Linked DNA regions of Homo sapiens: all the other regions are linked to region 1. A link is a contact called in ENCODE Hi-C data. All regions are on one chromosome and are shown on one strand. The core of a region is the stretch at or near the end of the contact, and the rest is flanking DNA. Distances in the headings are between cores, read along the strand shown.

What was found. Hi-C counts contacts between places; a loop is a spot of excess contacts on that map. Pooled maps may share reads with other maps.
Region 2: a map of B cell shows a loop between it and region 1 (13-fold over the local background). The contact joins the enhancer-like site here to the promoter of CRADD in region 1. A Hi-C loop is called at or near these places in 2 of 168 maps with a recorded cell type or tissue (B cell and naive thymus-derived CD4-positive, alpha-beta T cell) and 7 of 50 pooled maps.
Region 3: a map of CD8-positive, alpha-beta T cell shows a loop between it and region 1 (15-fold over the local background). The contact joins the promoter of USP44 here to the promoter of CRADD in region 1. A Hi-C loop is called at or near these places in 3 of 168 maps with a recorded cell type or tissue (B cell, CD8-positive, alpha-beta T cell and naive thymus-derived CD4-positive, alpha-beta T cell) and 5 of 50 pooled maps.

The regions. Positions count from the first base shown.
Region 1 is chr12:93,675,991-93,678,690 of GRCh38, reverse strand. CRADD (CARD and death domain containing adaptor protein) reads right to left here and starts at 1,316. Exons shown (of 3, transcript NM_003805.5): 1 at 1,219-1,316. RefSeq lists enhancers at 445-1,259, 1,232-1,471, 1,260-2,075.
Region 2 is chr12:92,592,530-92,595,229 of GRCh38, reverse strand. The region is part of intron 1 of LOC105369905 (a long non-coding RNA gene); the gene reads right to left. Among named protein-coding and RNA genes, the nearest start is that of PLEKHG7, 110 kb to the left of the region's middle. RefSeq lists enhancers at 1,432-1,531, 771-1,970. Within about 2 kb of position 1,274, at least 14 of the 41 ENCODE cell types and tissues checked have a DNase peak (open chromatin) inside an H3K27ac peak, as active enhancers do; they include B cell, where a contact is called at or near this core.
Region 3 is chr12:95,550,086-95,552,785 of GRCh38, reverse strand. It overlaps USP44 (ubiquitin specific peptidase 44), which reads left to right and starts at 1,310. Exons shown (of 6, transcript NM_032147.5): 1 at 1,310-1,514.

The sequences.
Region 1 (2,700 bases), core at 67-2,566:
TCCTTCAGGTCAAGCACATCTTTAAACCATAGCAGACTGCCAGGTCATGGTATTTAATTCACTGATTAAGCCAAGCCAGGTTAATTTTGAATGTTTCCTAACATAATGAACAACAATGAAGATGAATCATCTTTTCTGTTTCTGCTTTTCACACAATGGGGTCCCAGCTCAATTCCTCGTTCAATAAAGAAATTTGGAAAAAGAAAAAAAAAAAGTGGGTCAGAGACCCTTCTGAACAAGCAATTTTTATCTGAAGATTACAGAGCAGCACTAATTTTAACACGCTGGAGAAGAAATGGTGGTTTTATTTTCACATTGCCCTCATCAGACCTGCACCACCACCACCAAGGCAGAAACTGCCAAGGTGGACGCAGGTCCCCTTTTTTTGATCACAAGTATTTGCAAAACCTGATCAGTAATAGGAGTGCAGGACAGAAATCAGCAGGTTCAGAATTTAAGGCTCTTTTCGCTAAAAGTCCTCTACACGATCACCTTTAAGAAAATTGTTGTTTGTGCCCAGTCTACAATAAACTTTACACAATATACAGTCACAGACTCCATTCCTTCCCACTAAGAATTCCGAATCTCCAGCACAACACTGTCGTGGCCGCACATGCATGGGACATTTTATGGGATTTTTTTCTTTCAAAAAAAGCACACACCCCAGCACTGGTCAGTAGCCAGGCACGATTTGAAGGTGCAGTTCCACCACCCCTGCACCAGTGTGCTGTGGCTTGGTTGTGTGTAAGGCAGTGAAGGTTAAGTGACCGGGAAGGCAGGCAGGGATGACAGATGGGGCTTCAGACACACCCGGGCAGTACGACCACGGCTAGGCGACACCCGATCCCACACTCCCCCTCGCAACCCTGTAAAGTTCAGGAGGTGACAGGTGAGGAGGGGAGGTGTTCACGTTTGGCCGTGAGCGCCCATTGGGAACTATTTAAAAAGGCTCTGCTTCGGCCGCTGAAACCCTTGTATCAAACAGGAAGACTACGGGCGGTTTCTGCGGCAACTTGACCCGCTAAAGAGGGAGTGCTGGGAATGAACTAAAGAGCGGACCAAGGGGAGAGCGGGCCTCCGGCACTGCCGCAGCCACCCAGCCTTGGCCCGGATCGGAAATGCGGAGCAAGTTAGCGGGGCGGGGAAGCCCCCGCAGGGCCCAGGTCGCAGACGCTACAATGCAGGACTTTCAAAGAAAGATGGATTCCTGTTACTTACGTCTGCAACCACGTATCTTTGGGGCGGGGGAGAAAAACTGCAACCGGAATCCTGACTGTTAGGGAACCTGCCCCATAAGCACCATCTTTGTTAATGGCGAAAACCCTAAACAGGAAGTGTTGACACCATCTTTGTTGAGGGCAAGTACAGGAAGTGCTGTCGCCATTTTTATTGAGCGTTCAAGGGTCGGATCGAAGCTCTTCCCGCCATGCTTACTGTGGGTAAACAATTCAATAGCGGGGAGATGGACAACCGTAGTGTCACTTAAAGGGTATCTAAGTAATGGAGTAATTGAATCATTGCATTTTAACACAGTAACTCCATCAGGGCCTCGCACACAATTGACCTAACAGAGAGGCAGGTCAAAAGCCACCCTAGTAGAGAAGCCTTCTCTGACCTATCTGATTAAAACGGCAAGACAGCTGCGCTCATTTCCTGCACTCCCCATTAACCAGCTTTATTTTTTACGCATCACCATCTTATTAAAACTTTTCACTTATTCATTTGTTTATCCTTCTGCTTCCCTCCATTAAAATGCAAGGTCATTTATTTATATCAAGGGTTCCTGCCCGCAAAGAGTTTACAAATCTGTCAGTCAGGATTTCATTGCAGCACTCAGCTAGTTACTCCTAGTCAGAAAGGGATTCGTTAGGGGGAATTGGGGACATTCGAAATCATTGGAAAGGCTGGAGAAGGGCTGAGCTGAACATCCATGGATGACTACCTAGATAAGATTGCTGATTGTGGCTGCTGCCCACAATCAGGAAGATGGCGTCAGGAAGTTGCCATGCCTGGTCCCCAACCTCCTCTCAACACCGACAGAACAATTAACAGGACACTGGAACAGTGCTGCAAAAAACGGTGGTCTCCACGGCTGCATTTGCCAGCAGCAAGAAAACAGCACCTGCAAATCTTGCTTTGCTGCGTGCCATTGGTGAGACCAATCTGACATGCAGAATATTAGCAGCAAGGATGTCTAGAGCATGTAGTTGGTAGCTTTCCAGCTTGTGAAACACAAAAAGGTATAGTAAATGAGGGAAGGCCTGACACTTAAAGCCAATCTACTGCATCCACCACATTTTCAATGTGGAAAGCAAGAAAAAATGCATGACCCAAATACAGAGAAACACAGCAATGCCAAATTGGGTGTCCTTCCTCACATTCCTTTGTGAAGCGAGGCAGGCGATCAATAAATACATTCATTGATTCATTTTTAAATCAATTGGATGATACATACAGAAAGTCATATGCTTACTAAAAATCAGTTGACAGTACAGGGGGAAAAAACTCCTAAAATATTATTTCTGCAAAGGTTTTCACAGCCAAACCCTTTGGTGGAAAATGAAAATATCTTTGTTAAGCAAATCAATGGAGAACAGTTCTGAACCTCCCTCCTCAAAACCTTCTAAAAATTGTATTCAATTTACAGCATTACTATGCCAGTTACCATTTTACTACACCGTTAATGACAGTATTTTTACC
Region 2 (2,700 bases), core at 25-2,524, 1.1 Mb after region 1:
AAAAGTTAAAAAATAAATTAAAAAAAAAAGTGGCTGGGCGTGGTGGCTCACGCCTGTAATCCCAGCATTTTGGGAGGCCGAGGCAGGCAGATCACGAGGTCAGGAGATAGAGACCATCCTGGCCAATATGGTGAAACCCTGTCTCTACTAAAAATACAAAAACTTAGCTAGGCATGGTGGTGTCCACCTGTAGTCCCAGCTACTCAGGAGGCTGAGGAGGAGAATTGCTTGAACCCGGGAGGCGGAGGTTGCAGTGAGCCGAGATTGTGCCACTGCACTCCAGCCTGAGCAAAAAGAGTGAAACTCCATCTCAAAAAAACAAAAACAAAACAAAACAGGAACAACAACAAACAAACAAAAAAACAAAAGAAAAAAAAATTATCCACACACGCAAAAAGAGTTTGGGTTCTGGAGCTGGACTACCTGGGTCTCAATCCCTGTCCTGCCTGTTACTGGCTGTGTGGTCCTCATTGAATCAGTTAACCCCACTGTACCTCAGTTTCCTCATCTGTAAAGTAGGTTAGTATGAGTAAACAGCTCAGAGTTTTGTTCTGAAGATTAAATGAATACATTCTAGTGCAGCTGCTAGAATAGACTGGTATACAGTAAGCATTTAATAAATGTTACCTATTATTATCCTTTATAGATTAAAGGCATCCTGTAAACTCTAGTTGAACATCTAACTTCTAATTGCTTAAGTGGATTCCAGCAGCTGTCTTATATGCTCAGGAAGCTTTAAAACATCACAATTCACTGGTAGCCTCTTCTGGGCAGGTATTATTGCTATTGAAGGTCAGAATTAGTGGGAGGTCTATTTTCTGCAACTTTATTCATGCAGCATGCATTCTTGGATGTTACTAACGTGGCACACCCTGGGCCAGGTGAACTAGGGGTTGGGGGAAGAGTAGGGTGAGGATGCAAAGATGAACATGGTATCAGTTCTTCAAGGGCTTGGGGGTGTGAGGTGGAGTAGGGTAGGGATGCAAAGAAGCGTAAAATAGCTTTTGCCTTCAAAGAGTTCACTGTCCTGAGAGAGGGATGATCAGTAAACAAATAGTGACAAAGCAGGGAGACATGTACAAAGTGCTAAGGGAGCACAGAAGAGGAAGTGACTGAGACAGACTGAGGAGACCAAGAAAGGCTTCGCACAGGAAATGACATATAAACTGGGTCACACAGGATGAGTAACTGTCTGGTAGAAGAGAGGGGGTGAGTTTCTAGGCAGGGGCACTACATGCGCAAAGGCACAGAGGCATGACACATGAAAGCCACAATATTTGGCAGGGTGAGCAGTTCAGAAGGATGTTTACAAAATGCCCTGGTTCAAGGACGTGTCATTGCCCAAGCTCCTTACTGTAGCTGGTGGAGCCTGGCAGGGGGCGGTCCCTGCCCACCGTCCCGAGCCCATCTCTTACTTCCCAACCCTGGCCACACTTGTTCCTTTTTGTGCCTGGATCACCACAGCAGAGTTCTACTTCAGGGCTGCTGCACATTCTGCTTCTTATTTGTAGAATATTCTTCCCAACCTATTTTCATGGCCAATCCCTTCTCTATCCTCAGGTCTTACCTCCTCAGGAAGATCATCCATGGCCACTTTCCCTGATGCAAGTCCCCTGTTATTCCCCATCACAGCATCTATCACTAGGAATGTATTGTGACCTGTAATTATTTTACCTCTCACCATGTTTTTTACCTGCTTCTCTGGAAGGTAGCATGAGACATCAGGGTCAGGACACCAACTGTCTTGTTCCTGGTGTATCTCTAGTATCCTAGTCAGTTCCTGACACAGCACTCAATCGAAGTTGTTGAATGAAGAAATAAAAGTATCAGTGAATGAATGAATGAATGAGAAATTTGGAAAGAGATTGGTTTGAATATCTTCCGTTGGTTTCTCCAGGTCCACTACCCTTCTCTATTCAATTCTGTGTCATGGAAAGCTGCTTGTGTGGGCCACCTCAATATCTTCCCTCTGTGTTGGATTCAGTAAATAGGGCGCAGGTAAGGGTGAGAGGAGAGGGGTCAGGGTGGCCTTGAGCTGGCTGCATTCCTTCCCTGAAGGTCTCAGCAAGGGCCCTCTCCACACAGCCTCTCTCTTTCCTCCTTTCCACCACTTTAGGCCTGCGGTCGGGGGGCAGGCACCTCCTCCCATCTTTCCACATTACTATCCCTCGTAGTTTCTCTAGAGTCCACCTACATCTTTGTAGTCCTTCTATTAATCTCTCTTCAAACTACCTATGCCAGTCTGTTTCTTACCAGGGCTGGGGCCAGGTTAGAAAGTACCTTATGTGCCTGTAAGTAGCTCACACCATATTCATTTGACAACAGAGAACTGTTAAAGGTAGATCCTTCTGCAGGTGCTATGGACTGAATATTCACATGTTGAAATCCTAACCCCCAATGTGATGATATTGGGAGGTAGGGCCTCTGAGAGGTATTTAGGTCATAAGAGTGGAGCCCCTATGAATGGAATTGGTGTTCTTATAAAAGGGACCCCAGAAAGCTAGCTAGCTCTTTTTCCACCTGCTGAGGACACAGCAAGAAGACAGCCATCTACGGACCAGGAAACAGGCCCTCGCAAGACACCAAATGTACTGGTATCTTGATCTTGACCTTTCCAGTCTCTGGAACTCTGAGAATTAGGTGTTTGTTGTTTAAGCTGCCCAGCCGCTGGTACTCTGTGATAGTGGTGTAAGCTGACCA
Region 3 (2,700 bases), core at 61-2,560, 1.9 Mb before region 1:
AGAAAAGAAAAGAAAAGAAAAACTGAGTATAGGGTGGAGGTGGAGTGGATGTTTATGTTTAAAAAGGGGGAGAAATGGACTCACTTCACAATTTTGCTTCCATTTATACCTAAACCCTGGGGCTCAGGGTTTCAGTTTCCAGTAGGCCTATGTTGGAAATTCACCTGCAAGGTACAAGTTTCCCTGACAGACCACCAAATAAACAATGGTCTTTTAAAAACAAATCAACTTTGGTACCATCTACTCAGCTGGCATTTACCTTCCTTACCTGCTACCAACCTCATTCTTAGAATTAAAGAAAAAAGGCGAATTCTAAAGCCCCTTCTACTCACTTTCCTCCACTAAGGCCATAGCTTACATCTGCTGCTCTTTTTTCCATACTCCTTTTTTCTCAACTCCTTTCTTTCATATTTGCCAGAAATTTAAGGTCGTTTGGGTTCCTCTCATTTAAAAAGTTCAACTGAAGTGTGTTGCTACACCTTAATCAAAAGTTTATGGCTGAGTTATTTAGCGTTTCTTTACCCACTTCCTCTGCTCAATCCTTCATCTCCTCATAACCATTGAAATGAATGCTATGAATATCTCAATGCTTAGCATGGTGCCAGGCATTTAGGTGTTGAAAAAAATGTTAAGCGAATATTAGTTATTAGGTAAGAGCATTGTCTGTAAAACTCTGAAAAGTCTTAAAAGTGATTCCTAAAATTTCACAAGCTCATAAATTCTTTAGTCTGCAATTATGATTCCTGAAATATTCTTCGATTCATGAAAGACTGGACTAGGAAATTCTAAAAATCGACATAAAGCATAAAAAGCCACTCTGAGGTTTATGAAATTTACAATGTTTTGTCTTCTTTTAATTCATTCGTACTTTTCTCTCAGGATACAAAGGGCAAAACTGTTTGTGTAGTAACTCAGAATTGAGTAGTTACACATCCATTAGGTTTCAGAATCGTTAAAATTTTATCTGGTTTAGGAAACTGCTTACCTTGGAAGGGCAAATTGCCATTTCTCTCCATCTGGGGATCAGGGAAGCAAGGGAAGCCCCCCTAAACATCACTTCCACGCTCCTATATTATGCTAAGGAACTTCTGGTTGATTCATTAGGCATTTCAGCAGTGTTTTTGGCCGGTACTAGGAACTGTGGAGAGGTATAGAAAGGGAGCAAGTGCACAGTCCCGGCCCCCAAAGAGGTTACGATGCAAATAGAAGCAGGCTCAGAACTCGGAACAAAAGCAGTGACTGCATAATAATGCACTGCTGGGGGTGGGGGATGGGGATCTGCACGCCCGGTTTGTGACTTCAGGAAAGCAGTTTCCAGGAGGTGAGAGTTTAAGCCAAACCTGAAAGAGGTTGATTTGTAATGATTTGCAGGGGGGCACTGGAGGCAGCCGCCAGGACTTTTCACTTAGGAGATCAGCATTTGCCCTGATGGAAACTGGGCGATCCTGCAGGGACTGACCTCTGAGTTATCCAAAGGCCGACCTGGGGAAAGACTGATTTTGAGGTTTTAATAGGTAAGTTTGGGGACATCATTGATGAAGGTGGGCAGGGAAGGAGGCTTTTTTCTTTTCTTTTTTTTAATGTTACAGTAAAAAGCTTAGATTCGATGAGACGGGTTAAAAAACAAATAGGAAAATTTAAGGAGAAGAATGACTATGATTGCTATGTAAAAATAAAATTGCAATAGAGAGGTTCTGGAGCTCAGGAAATGAGCTAGAGCATGCTATAATTTAGGCCTAGATAGTGAAGATCATGAATAAAATGGTAGCTGAGGAAATTTCAAAGTTGAATAAGTAGTAATAAGTATGAAGAAAAAGCTAAACTACAAACATCTGCTCTTTAATTACTAACACTAGTAATGAGAATTTGTCTCCAGCCTCTTCCCTTCCCACTCCGCACCTCTTCCTAGCTTACATCATTGTATTAAGGCATTTTATTGAAGACACTATTCAGCACTCTCCACCTATGCCTTACACAGCTTGCCTTTGCTTTTCTTCCCATTTCACTTTTTCTCTTCATTTATTCACATCATTTTAGTCCTTAAAAGACCCCGCCCAATTACTAGATCAGAGGGAGGCAACTAAGACTCTTCCTATCTCCCAAACGACCTTCCAGAATGGTTTTATGGCATTATAATAGGAAAGCAAGAGTTTTGATTTTTCTATTATTAATATTTTGCTTTCAAGGAATTACAGGAAAAACCATATTGCATGCCAGAAATACTTAAATTTTAAATATTTCATCTTAAGAGATGCCCTCATGTAATGCTTTTAATGCATTTGAGAAATTCAGGTGGTGGGCAAAAGTACAACATAGAGGTTAGATGTTTTGAGTGGGAGAAGTGCACTGGGGTCATTATTGAATCAGAATTATTATGCACTTAAATATATAGAAAAAAGAACAAAATGAGTATTAAACTATGCAAATTCATCCCTTTAATCTTTATTTGCATGACTACATTTTATGCAGTTGTAACCTTAATGTACATATTTGGTATTTTTTTCAAACATGAATTGATTAGACATTGTTGCTATTTTGTATCTATTTTGTTAACATAAGAACTTCCTGTGTTATATCAGATTTTTTTTTTTTTTTTTTTTTTCTGAGACGGAGTTTCGCTCTTGTTGCTGCCCAGGCTTGAGTGCAATTGTGGATCTAGGCTCACCACAACCTCCGCCTCCTGGGTTCAAGCGATTGTCC